Linked DNA regions of Homo sapiens: region 2 is linked to region 1. The links are chromatin loops, found by intact Hi-C in ENCODE. Cell type or tissue: MCF 10A. All regions are shown on one strand. Links, peaks and the distances in the headings refer to the core of each region. The heading gives the core; the rest is flanking DNA.

Region 1 (6,238 bases), core at 492-5,491:
GCAGATTTTTCACTTTAAGGTCATACCCAAATTGAGGGTCCATTCTGAAAGGTGGTACACCACTACGGATAGTCTTCCAGTTGTGCAAGTCCGTAGTGGTGGCCCATTAAAATTACCTGGGAGCTTTAAAAAATACAGATGCCTGGGCTCTGCCTCCACAGATTCTAATTTATTTGGTCTGGAATGGGCTTGGATTGTTTTGTTTGTTTGTTTTTGAGATGGGGTCTAGCTGTGTCGCCCAGGTTAGAGTGCAGTGGTATAATCACAGCTCACAGCAGCCTTGACCTCTTGGGCTAAGTGATCCTCCCACCTAAGCCTCCACAGTATCTGGAATTACAGGCACTCACCACCATGCCTGGCTAACTATTATTATTATTACTATTTTTTTTTTTTTTTTTTTTTAGAGATGAAGACTTTCTGGGTTGCCCAGGCTAGTCTTGAACTCCTGGGCTCAAGTGATCCTCCTGCCCTGGCCTCCCAAAGTGCTGGGATTACAGTTGTGAGCCACCACACCCAGCTAGCTTGTTATTTTTTAAATTCCCAAGAGTAATCAAGGTTGCGAACAACTGGTGTAACTGATGAATATTTTTAGACTCTGTACCTGAAAACAAATCAAACTAATGTGAATGAGATGAGACTCTAAACAAGGAAGAAACTTTAATAAAAACAAGACTTTAAAACCTATTATATCAGAATAATAATTTTCTAGGTTTCTTGTTATCCAAATCCAGTGGCATCAGAATTACCATGGCTAACAAATAGATGATTATTGGAGAGAGACTAGCCAGTAAGCTGACAGGTTAAAAAGCAAATAAGCAAACACACACAGCAAACTAAAACCTAACTGCAAGGCTTTAGAACTTATATTACACTTTTCCACAAAGAATAGCCTGGCCAACATGGTGAAACCCCGTCTCTACTAAAAATATAAAAATTAGCTGGGCGTGGTGGCAGACGCCTATAATCCCAGCTACTCGGGAGCCTAAGGCAGGAGAATCACTTGAACCCAGGAGGTAGAAGTTGTGGTGAGCAGAGATCACACCGCTGCACTCCAGCCTGGGCAACAAGAGCAAAACTCCATCACACACACACACACACACACACACACACACACACACACGAAAAAGAAAAACTACAGATTAAAGATAGGAAAAAAGATGAGGAGAGAAATAAATCTTCATTATTCACAACTGCCACAGCAGCAGCTAGCTGTAATATGGGGCCATGTTAACTTGTGGGTTTAACCGCTTTCCTCCACTCTGCACTTCACCTTTTGTGACAGCACCAACTCCACCTTTCCACTCATTTCATTTTCTGGTTTCTTCTGGTCTTTTTCTTCCGACACATCATTCTTCAGCTGGGGGCTGGAGGGAAATTCCACAAAGGCCACGGTCGGGCTGCATCGAGTCACAGTTGTTGTAAAATGCTGTGGTTCTGCAATGGAGTTACATCCAGAAACGTACAGAAGGAAAAGAAAATCAAATATCTATAGGACCATTTATTCTGCAATGCCATGAAGTACATTCAGTCCATATCCCGTCCTGGCAATATAAGCTGAATGACAGTGTGCTCAGAGATATAAAAGAGCCTAAGATGCTGGAATTCCCAAAGCTCTTTCATGGTATTGAACAACAAGCAACACAAATCACGTCCTATAACCACACTATGAAGAACTTAAGTTTTTAGTAAGGGTCACGGTTTACATCTGAATAACACCACATGGAACAGAATGCTGACACGAAATATATAATTATGACAGCTGGGCTAGATAAGAGAACATCTACAGGTAGTTTCTATCCCAGTGAATGAGCAGCAACCTGATGCTTCCTTTTTTTGTATTTCAATGCTCCATTTTAACATCAGAATTTCTTAATTGGAATGTGTTACGGATTGTGGGGTATATGTATATAATGCAATGAAAATAAAGTGTTCTCTGATACATAAAGAAGAATTAGGTTCACTTTAGAAGGGGTGGAAAAGTCACTACCTAAGGGGGCATATCAAAATGTGAAGGCACAATCTAGTTTGAAAAAGTAAATGCTATTATTTTAAGTGATATTTAATTTATTTAAAAATGTTACCTAAAAATAATTTGGTAATTGACAAATTATGTTTCTCAAGTGGTAAACACTGGAGAAAGGCCTTATAAAAAATAATAATTTGGTATTGAAAGAGGGTGAGAGGTTTTACTGTTTATCAAAAGAAGAAAAGTGTTAAACATATTGATAAGGCTGCAAAAAAATATTGAGGAACAAGACTTTCGGGAACAGGGTCTTCTTCCTAAAACAACGAATACAGTATATTATACTCACTGTCCAGATTCATGGCACTATTTTATTCATTTTTAACTATATGTGAGCTTTACCATTTCAGCGTCTATTTTTATGTTTTTGACCTCTCGCTTATCTATTGCTGTTACTGTGTGTCAAAATCCTACCCTCAATTTTTAGCATGATTTATATGGAAGAACACAATATTCTTTATGATTATAGGGATAAATATTTTAAAAAACAAAATAAAACTGGGTAGCTTTAAGAAAGAGCATGGGCTCCTATTTTCACAGCAACATTAACCATACGGGCAGAACTTCCCCAGGAAGCCTCTAGGTGGCAGCACAACCGCACCACTCCTGGAGTCTAATTACTACTTTCCTGTGGCTCAGTAGGAAAAATTCTTGACTATTTCCATTACATCTTAAACAGTTACCATGATTTGCCTTAAAACTAGTCTCTTATGAAACAAACCTGATGAGGCAAGTTCTATATTCCCTTTTCTTGATTTTCCACCATCATTCTTGTCCTCTTGACTATTCGGTTCCGTTTTCTCAGTGGTTGCCTGAAAAAGAGATTTTTTTCCCCCTTGAATAAATGATTCCTTTAAAAGTTCTAAAAATTATTTTTTAAGCAGTAATTTTTAGGTCAACAAAGTGGTTTGGCCATATGAATTCCCTCTTCTACTTCCCAGGCAGCTTCATGGCGAGAGCCTGGATTGGTTGGAAGGAGACATTCTATGGAGAACAGGACACCCATGCGGTTCACCATCTCACCAAACCTCCTATGACTGCCTTGGACGCACATCCCACATTTTCTTTTCTTTCACCACCAAAAGCTCAAAATCATGGCTATCACCTACTTGTTCTTGAAAGCCTTTCAAGCTGGCTTAGGGTCATAACACCAGTGAAGTCTTTTTGTGGTTCTTTAAAGGTTACAATTAACTTCTCAGTGGCCTGTCTTGGCATAGTTGCCTGTGGCCCTTACCATTGTGGATTTTAGCCTGCAGTTCTCATCCTTCCTGGGCTCCCAGTGAATCTCTATTACTGGAGTTCTAATTCATTCTCTCCTTTTCCCTCTCCTCCCCACTTTCAGACTACTCTTTTCTCACTGGTTCTTACTCCTTTTCATCAAAATATGGGTCATTCTGAAAGATTTCAACTGGACCCTGTTTTCCTCCACTTGTGCTGAATTACCCTCAAATATATCAATTATTCCCATGGATTCACCATTACATTCTCCGTGTATAACTCGTATTTTCATCTCCAGCTGTGAGAGTCCATCAGAGCTTCGGTTTCACCTCTAGGGTCAATGGCCTTCTCCTCCAAATTTGACAATTTCTGTTTATGGCAGCAGTTCTTCCCATCACATAAACTTTCAAGTGATCTTTGACTCATACCTCATGAATATTCATCATTTGCCAAGTCCTTCTAAGTTTCTAACATACTAGTTTTCATATCAATCATTTCCTTTCTGTTTCTATGGCTGGGACTCCAGGTTTGCCTTTCTTCCTTGTTCTCCACTAAGAAGTCTCTGTGATTTGAACCTCACTGTCCAATCCACTTGGTACATCACTGTCATGTTCATCTCCATGGCACCTCCAGTAATTACTCTAATGCTTGTGTTCCTCTCTCTCAGTAGTACTTCAATTGTGTCAGTTTTATGCTTGATGGAATTTACAATAGTAAAAAAAATTGAAACAACTTAAATATCCAATAATTGGGGAATGATTGAATGAATTACTGCATGTCCATAAAGGCAATATAATCATGAAAAAATAAGATGTTGAATAATAGTTAATGATACGTGAAAATACTTACTAATGATAGGAAATGTAAACTGTATACATAGTTTGATGTTTACATGTATATGATTATATACATGCCTATACATAAACATATAGAAAAAAAGATAGTAAGAAAATACAAAAATGTTAATTGTGATTATTTTTAATGTGCTTAAGTTTTGGGTGACTTTTCCTTCTCTTTACATACATTTTATATATTCCAAAATGTTCTATAATGACTATGTATTACTTCTGTAATTGGAAAACAAAATCAATGTAATTTTACATTGTCTTTCACTGGGAGCCAATTGACTCTAGAATGAAGTCCAAAATTATCCTGCTATTACAATATTTACTTAGTAAAAATAAATAAAATGTTAAATTAAATACTAGCTAGATTATATTTTGATAATTAAAGAGAGCAAGTTAATGACTATTGCATTTTTTGGTAGAAGTTTCTTGTAAAAAGCTAAAGTTAAATTTTAAAGTGTGTATGAAATATTGCATAAATTTTAAAAGGTTTTAAGATAAAGGCTAAAGTTGGTTTCAGAAAAGGCATTATTAACTCATAAAATATCCCCATGGGTTCTCGAGAACTATGAATTTATTCGTCTCTCATAAGTATATATATTTTATCCATAAATCAAATTTTGCCTCTCAAAATGAAAGGTATTTAAAGTTAATGCATTGGTGGAAACCATCACTGAATTCTTTAAAAACAAAGAAATTTTAAACAACAAAACTTTCAAGTTTCTAAAAGGTTTTACAATAGCATCTAGTGGCAAAAATGTGATTTTTCTTTGGAGGATGGAGTAGTTTTGAAATCCTCATAATTAGATGGGCATTTTCTAATGACAGATAGTCATGTATCAATTCTGGAAGAACATAATATTAAGTTAAAACACACTTTTAAAACCCTAGGCAGGAAATATGCATCACCTTGGATTTTGTAATATTTTAATATATCAATAAGTCTGACTTGAATCCCTGCAAGAGACTTAAATGAGTGAGAATAGTTAACTGGTCTGTTTTGTTATATTTAGGTTATGGTACATGTGTGTGTTTACATTGTTTGCTATATGAACCTCCAACATGGTAGTAGGATTTGAAGATCAACCAGTTTAGCATTGCAAAAGAATAAGTTGGGTTTTATAATTCAAAGTGCTGTCTTGCACATGTAGAAATATTAATACATGATGGTATTTTTGTTTTATGACATCTATATAGAAAATACTGGCAGAAATACTGATTTTTAGCTTCCCCTTCCCCACAAATGGATTACATTATAGAAAACTGAGACTGGGAAACAAATTTGCAGTTAAATATTGATGAATGAGCCTCTTGAGAACACTGGTGTTTACAAATACTATAAACAAAATAAATAACTACACAACAGGGCCAAAGCCTCACCAGACCAAAAATGAACAAAGAAATGAACATATTTTATTAAATCTAAAATGCCATCAATTTTAAGTTGTATTACTTTAGGTACTACTAAGAAAGAAAACACGCCATCTGTTAAATATGATGCACTTTTGATTATAAGACAGATCCTGATTTAGAGATGTTAAAATGTGAAAAGTGTGCCACTTAGAATCAATGAAATAAGATAGTTCATGAAGCCCTTTAGACCTAAAGACCTAATGTGTGATGCAAAGGGGATGGGGTGCTCAAGCACTAACTACTTCACTAAGGCTTATTGTACCAGCATACCACATTCCAGCAACGTTTTACCACTTATGTATGCTGGAGAACTTCTGCTTTCAAGAATTCTCACATTTCTCAAGACATTTCTCTATGGCTCAGCACTCAAATACTAAACTCCAGATAACTTACCTTAAAAGGTGCTTTAAAGGTTACATCCTGACATTTGATACGGTAACTTGATAGTAGCAACAGCAGAAACTGCAATCAATATTTACTGCACTTGCCACGTGTCAGTGCTGTTGGGCCTTTCATAAGAATCGTCTCACATAATTCTCAGAGCAAGCTTAGGAGGTAGGTACCAACATGATTCCCTTCATACAAGTGAAGAAACTGAGGCCCGGGAGGTTAAGCGACTTACCGAGGGTCATACTGCTAGAAGGCAGGGGAGGTGGGAACCCTGCCTGTGCTGGTGACCTCAATGTCCCACCACCTGGGCTTGGAGTCACACCAATTCCAAGCTGTCCTCCAGTATTGA
Region 2 (6,238 bases), core at 508-5,507, 920 kb after region 1:
ATGTTGGCTTACACCTGTAATCCCAGCACTTTTGGAGACCAAGATGGGTGGATTGCTTTGAACTCATGAGTTTGAGACCAACATGAGCAACATGGCAAAACCCCAACTCTACTAAAAATACAAAAAAATTAGCCAGGTGTGGTGGTGCATGCCTGTAGTCCCAGCTATTCGGGAGGCTGAGGTGGGAGGATGGTTTGAGCCTGGGAGATGGAGATTGCAGTGAGCAGAGATTGCACCATTGCACTGCAGCCTGGGTAACAGAGCCAGATCCTGTCTCAAAAAAAAGAAAGAAAGAAAAAAGAAATCTTATTTTCAAAGACTAAGATAAAATTTATTATTAATCACTGACATTTCTATTCATATGTAAATGAAGCACTATAATGCATGACTTCACTTAATCCCCTTTTTTCTACTTCGTTTTGCCAATAATTTTTTCACAAATTTATTAGCCCAACTATCTTGAAATGAATGTTTTCAGAGGAAGGAATTCTAATGTGGTGAAACCCAAATATAAATTGCAATATTTACTTACCAAAAAAGGATAAATATATTTAATTTTCTAAAGTAGGAGAAGAGATTGTTAAAAGGAGTTTTGAAAAAAATTAAGAGTATATGTTTGAACTTCATGCTGAAGTAAAATTCCTGTGAAAGTTTCAAGGAAACTGAAGGGTTAAACACTATAAAATGCTAAGTGGTTCTGTTCTTACCTTAGGGCTATATTTATATATTCATAATAAAATTAACTTTGGTCATTTTTCTAGTTAATTTGATCAGTATCTATTGTTGGTTCAAATAATCTAAGGCTTAAAATGAATTTTTTCATTGTCATTGGATTATCTAGATCAACCATTTTGCATTGCTGATAACTAGATTACCTAGATAAACTAGATAAATGCCAAATCTGTAATTCACATTCTGTTAATAGATACCACCTGTTCATAATGTCTCCACTATTATGAACTCTATTACAAATTATTTATTGTAAGTGTTCCAAAGCTTTGTAAGAATGGATCAGATCTCTCTTAAGTAAACATACTTTTCTCTATATAACATAATGCCTATTAAGTATCGTTCCCATAAATTCAGATGATATCATGATTAGCTCTTTAAAAATATAACATTGATCTCATATGCAAGAAAAAAGTTCATAAGATATTATAATATTCTAAAAGATTATAAAGTGTATATTAAATATAAAATATAAGCCCTTTTCATCTATGTTTTAAAATCACTTTAAAATTTTGAATCCTTTTAAAAAATTATTATAATGCTGGGTGCAGTGGCACACCTATAGTCCCAGCTACTTGGGAGGCTGAGCTGGGAGGATTGCTTGAGCTGAGGAGTTCAAGGCTAGCCTGGGCAATAAAGTGAGACCCCATCTCTCTATATAAATAAATCAATAAATATTTATTAAGAGAAGAATATTAAACCAGGCTTTTCAGTGACTCATTTAAGATTTCTTAATTTTTTAAGACCCAGCAGGATTTTGCCCTTGTTTATGTGAAAAAGAGTTAGAGAAATACTCTTTTTATTATTAAAAGTTTTTTTAGAGATTTAAAAAGATTATTTAAATTTGTATTATGAAAACTTCTATCAGATTAAGTGAAGATTTACTGAACATCTACTATCAGTAAGACAAAAATAAGACACAGTTCCTAGTCTTGTGGATACTTACAGATGCAACGGGGTGGGCAGAAAATTATAGTGCAGTATAGTGATACTGGTGCCTAAAGGGCCCAATGGAGCAAACAGAACCTCTACCCCAGATTTGGGAGAAGGGAGCAGGAAAGGTCTATTTAGAAAAAGTCACCTGATAGGCCAGGTGTGGTGGCTCACGCCTGTAATCCCTTTGGGAGGTCGAGGCAGGTGGATCACCTGAGGCCAGGAGTTTGAGACCAGCCTGGCCAACAAGACAAAACCCCATCTTTACTAAAAATACAGAAATTAGCTGGGCGTGGTGGCACGTGACTGTAATCCCAGCTACTCAAGAGGCTGAGGCAGGGGAATCGCTTGAACCTGGGAGGCAGAGGTTGCAGTGAGCCAAGATGGTGCCCTTGCACCACTCCAGCCCGGGCGATAGAGCGAGACTCTTGTCTCCAAAAAAAAAAAAAAAAAAGAAAAGAAAAAGAAAAGAAAAGATCACCTGATAGAACCTATAGCCTTCAGTAGAAGTTTGCATCCAACCCATGGCAACTCACCAGTAGAGAGTGAGCTGGAGAAACATATTTCTGATCTCACTTTTCCTGCTCTCCCCATCTGCTGCAATATCTACGATTGGCTGATTCCAACCCACAGTCTGAGAGCAAGGGAGCCCTTTGATGCATTCCATTCAGGGCACCCTCCTGGGGCACAGAGCATTGGAGGATGGAGACCACTTCTAATATGACATATACACTCTTTTTGTGAATGCCACATTAAAATAGTGCCCTTCACATTGTATGAGAACATTCTAGCCTAATTCGTTTGCAATGCAGGAAAGCCATTATTATAGAATAATCATGGTTTCTCAGCACATTCTTTGAAGGATTCTATTAAACCAGTGTGGAACTAAGAATGAATAGTATACGACAACAGTTTTTAAAAATCCAAAATTGAGTTGTACGTTATGTATTAATAGAAATGTGGGAAATGCAACTTAATTATTATATGTTTCTTGACGGTGGTTCCTGAGTTTTTCACCGGAGCCTAAGCTTGATTGTTTTTGGAGGTATTCTGGCATTAGCAAAGGGTTGGTAAAATTGTGGCAGATCTAAAAATTCCACTGAATCAATTATTTCATTGGGAGTGTTGGGTGTGTGCTTTGGAGTCAAAACAAAGCTCATGCCTCAATGCTAAAATATTGTAGCAAATCGGACTGCATGAAAGAGGCAAAGGTATAGTTTTTATAAAGATCCCTAACCTGATGCTCAGCATACATAATCTAATGGGCATGGAATTCCTTCGCGAAATGTCAGAGTCACCTTATACTGAAATTATACATGTTGCCTTGGTATTTAAATGCTTGAGCAAATATAAAAGAAAAAATATAGAAAATTAAATTGTGATTTCTTTTTCATTTTAACATTAAAGTTAAGGATCATGAAGAATCGTATGAAATGATGGTAGAAGATATTTAATATTTTTATATAACTAAATAAAAATTATCACTGCCCCTTCCCCCCACCCCTGGCAAAAAATGAATCCAACCAGACCAGGCCAATCAAACAAACACTCAAAACAAAAGCCCTGAAACAATAATGACTTCTCACTATGTTTGGATGCACTGTTTCATTCTAAACTAGATTTGGGGAGCCATCTGCTGGCAAATTGGTAAGTTGTTTATTTTTTTTTTATTGCATGTACAGTTAGGGTTGCCAGATAATTTATAGGATGCCCAGTTAAATCTGAATTTTAGATAAACAACAAATAATTTTTTAGCATAAGCATGCCAATACAGTTCAGTATTTACTCCATATGCCAATGCTACCCTGTTTCATTTTTTATTTTTTTTGAGACAGGGTCCGGTTCTGTCACCCAGGCTGGAGTGCAGTGGCATGATCTCAGCTCACTGCAACCTCTGCCTCCCAGGCTCAAGTGATCCTTCCAACTCAGCCTCCCAAGTAACTGGGACTACAGGCATACGCCACCATGCCTGGCTAATTTTTGTATTTTTTTGGTAGAGATGGGGTTTCGCTATGTTGTCCAGGTTGTTCTTGAACTCCTGAGCTCAAGTGATCTGCCCACTTCAGCCTCCCAAAGTGCTGGGATTGCAGGCGTGAGCCGTAGAACCTGGCTCCTACCTGGTTTTAAATTTAGAATTATATGTTTCCAAGTGACTCAGAAAAAGGTTTTCTTGAAATCTGGATAGCATGATTATTTAGGATTGCTCAACTCATATGGTTCTATTCACACTGCTCCAGTTTGAACTGCTTGCCTTTCCCATTGAACCCTACATCTGACTCCTTGTCTATTCTCTTTTTCTTCTGCTTTCTCTATTCTTAATTGAGCTCTGCTTCCTAGCCTGTGTATTTCTTTTTTGCTGCTACATTCTCATGTTTAAGCAATCTGGGTCAATTACAACAGATAAATGAAAAACCAGAAGATAACTGTGTTCTGGTAGTACCTTAGTTATAGAGTCTACTTCTTTAAAAAAGTAAAATAAAAGGCAGACACATGCATATTTTATATTTGACCCTAAAAATGTCAATTTATTATCAAGCTATCTTGCTCTGACTGAAAAAATTAATAAATAAAAATTGACCAGGCATGGTGGCTCACACCTGTAATCCCAGCACTTTAGGAGGCTGAGGCGGGTGGATCACTTGAGGTCAGGAGTTCGAGACCATCCTGACCAACACAGTGAAACCCCCGTCTCCACTAAAAATACAAAAATTAGCCGGATGTGGTGGAGGGCGCCTGTAATCCTAGCTACTTAGGAGGCTGAGGCACAAGAATCACTTGAACCTGGGAGGCAAGGGTTGCAGTGAGCCCAGTGGCGCCACTGCTCTCCAGCTTGGGCGACAGAGTGAGACTCTGTCTCAAAATAAATAAATAAATAAATTTTAAAATAAAAAAAATTAGTTTTGTGTTTGAATTAGTAATATATTCACATACTCCTAAGTTTTTTTTAATACAAAAGGATATTCAGTGAAAAGTCTCCCATTCCTAACCTTCAGATACCCAAAAGTTCCTTGATGCAGAGGCACGCATCGTACTTGAGATGTATGTACTCAGCCATCTTGGGGAAGGACATTATTGTAAAGTGGAAGGATGCAGGAGGGTTGTCCCTCAGAAAAGAAAAAGTAAGACAGATGACAATAAGAGACCTTTCTTTCCTCATAGCTGTGGTTTTTAATGTAATGGCTTAATTTTATTTTGCCTATGGAGCAAATTTTTTTAAGTATTCTCTTAAATTTCAGTTGTGTCTGAACGATCTCCTACAGTTATAAAATTCAATTATTTAAAACCCGTATCATAAAATATCACAAGATGGAGATGTTGCTCCTTGAAAGTGGCAGTTAAAGTGGGTGAGGAAAAACATCTTTTTGTCTCTTTTTGGACATCTTTTTTCTTCTCTATCTTGCTCTCTGTCTTCAGTCATTCAAGGTAGTGAGAAACATTCAAAGCTCAGTGTTCAAATCCCAGCTTTGTCTCTTTCTGCCTGTAATTCTGAATTAAATTAACCTTTAGGAGCCTTATCGTCATCTATAAATTCAGGCTTATGCTCACGTTATGAGGATGAAATTAAATGATGTACTTGAGATGACAGTGCCCTCCAGCCAGAGCCCACCAGGAGCACAGCAGTAGTGGAACGAATTGGGTTTATTACTCATTGCAGCAAGGGAGAACACACACCATGGGGAACTGTGGGGCTTCTCAGTAAGAGGGTATCAGACCTACTATTGGATTCGGGCTGCGGTTGGGTGGTCTGTGGAAGGATCCAAGGAAGTAGGGGTTCACTCTGGATTGAATGCTGTCAGAATGCAGGGAAAGTCTATGACTGGGCATCTCAACGTTTATAGGGACAGTAGACTAGAGCAAGGCTAAAATTCTAAAGGTAAAGAATCACTAGAGGCTCATATTAGCTGAAAGAAGAGCTATTCGTGTTTTAGGGGTTGCACAGTGACCTCATTTTTGTCTGTGCTTAGACAAAATTATGAAGTGGTCTTGTTTTGTCGCACTTCCTCATGATCTCAGAGTGACTTGACTGGTGTCAGTGTTCTGTGAGATTGTTTACACGCAGCAGGAGAATAACTTGTCCTAGCTGTGAGCTCCCGGCCAGCTTCTGCTCCCACTCAGGCCTACCTATAAATTTTAGGCCAGTCCTTAGATGTCAGGGGCTGCTTTTTTTTTTTTTTTTCTCAGAAAGCATCTGGCTCTTACTAAATGCTCAATAAAACTTAATTACATCTGGATTTTATTTAAATTATTTAATGACATATTGTTCTCCCCTGTTATTGGATAATGAGCTCCTTAGGGCAGAGGACTTAGTTCACTCAACTTTTTCTCTGTCCAACATGAAATAGGTACTTAATACTACTGAAACAAGAAACGCCTTCCATGGCCTGTCCGTGAATGCTTTTCTTTTCTCTCCTTCTATGTCCCTACTATCCTTTTCTCTCCCTTGATCATCTGTAGTAAACAGATACATATAAGGTTTATAAAGCAGTGATTTCTATGGCACAATCAGAATCATATTCCTTTAAAGCAGTCAGCCAGGACAGAAATTTTACTCTTTTTTCTCTCAGAGTTAAGAGGG

Evidence for each region. Hi-C counts contacts between places; a loop is a spot of excess contacts. Peaks named below come from ENCODE experiments on the same cell type or tissue, not always from the same donor. Only the 100,000 strongest peaks of a DNase experiment are listed, where the experiment ranks them.
Region 2: it touches region 1 in a loop (32-fold over the local background); 5 of 110 quality-filtered maps call a loop at or near these places.

Annotation. Positions count from the first base shown.
Region 1 is chr4:41,658,017-41,664,254 of GRCh38, reverse strand. It overlaps LIMCH1 (LIM and calponin homology domains 1), which reads right to left. Exons shown (of 32, transcript NM_001330672.2): 19 at 2,745-2,835; 20 at 1,271-1,434. Among named protein-coding and RNA genes, the nearest start is that of LIMCH1-AS1, 32 kb to the left of the region's middle. In MCF 10A, for the core only: a CTCF peak has its summit at 2,605 (motif pointing right); a DNase peak (open chromatin) is centred at 2,614.
Region 2 is chr4:40,734,150-40,740,387 of GRCh38, reverse strand. No RefSeq gene overlaps it. Among named protein-coding and RNA genes, the nearest start is that of NSUN7, 13 kb to the left of the region's middle. In MCF 10A, for the core only: a CTCF peak has its summit at 3,298 (motif pointing left); no DNase peak of the experiment used is centred there.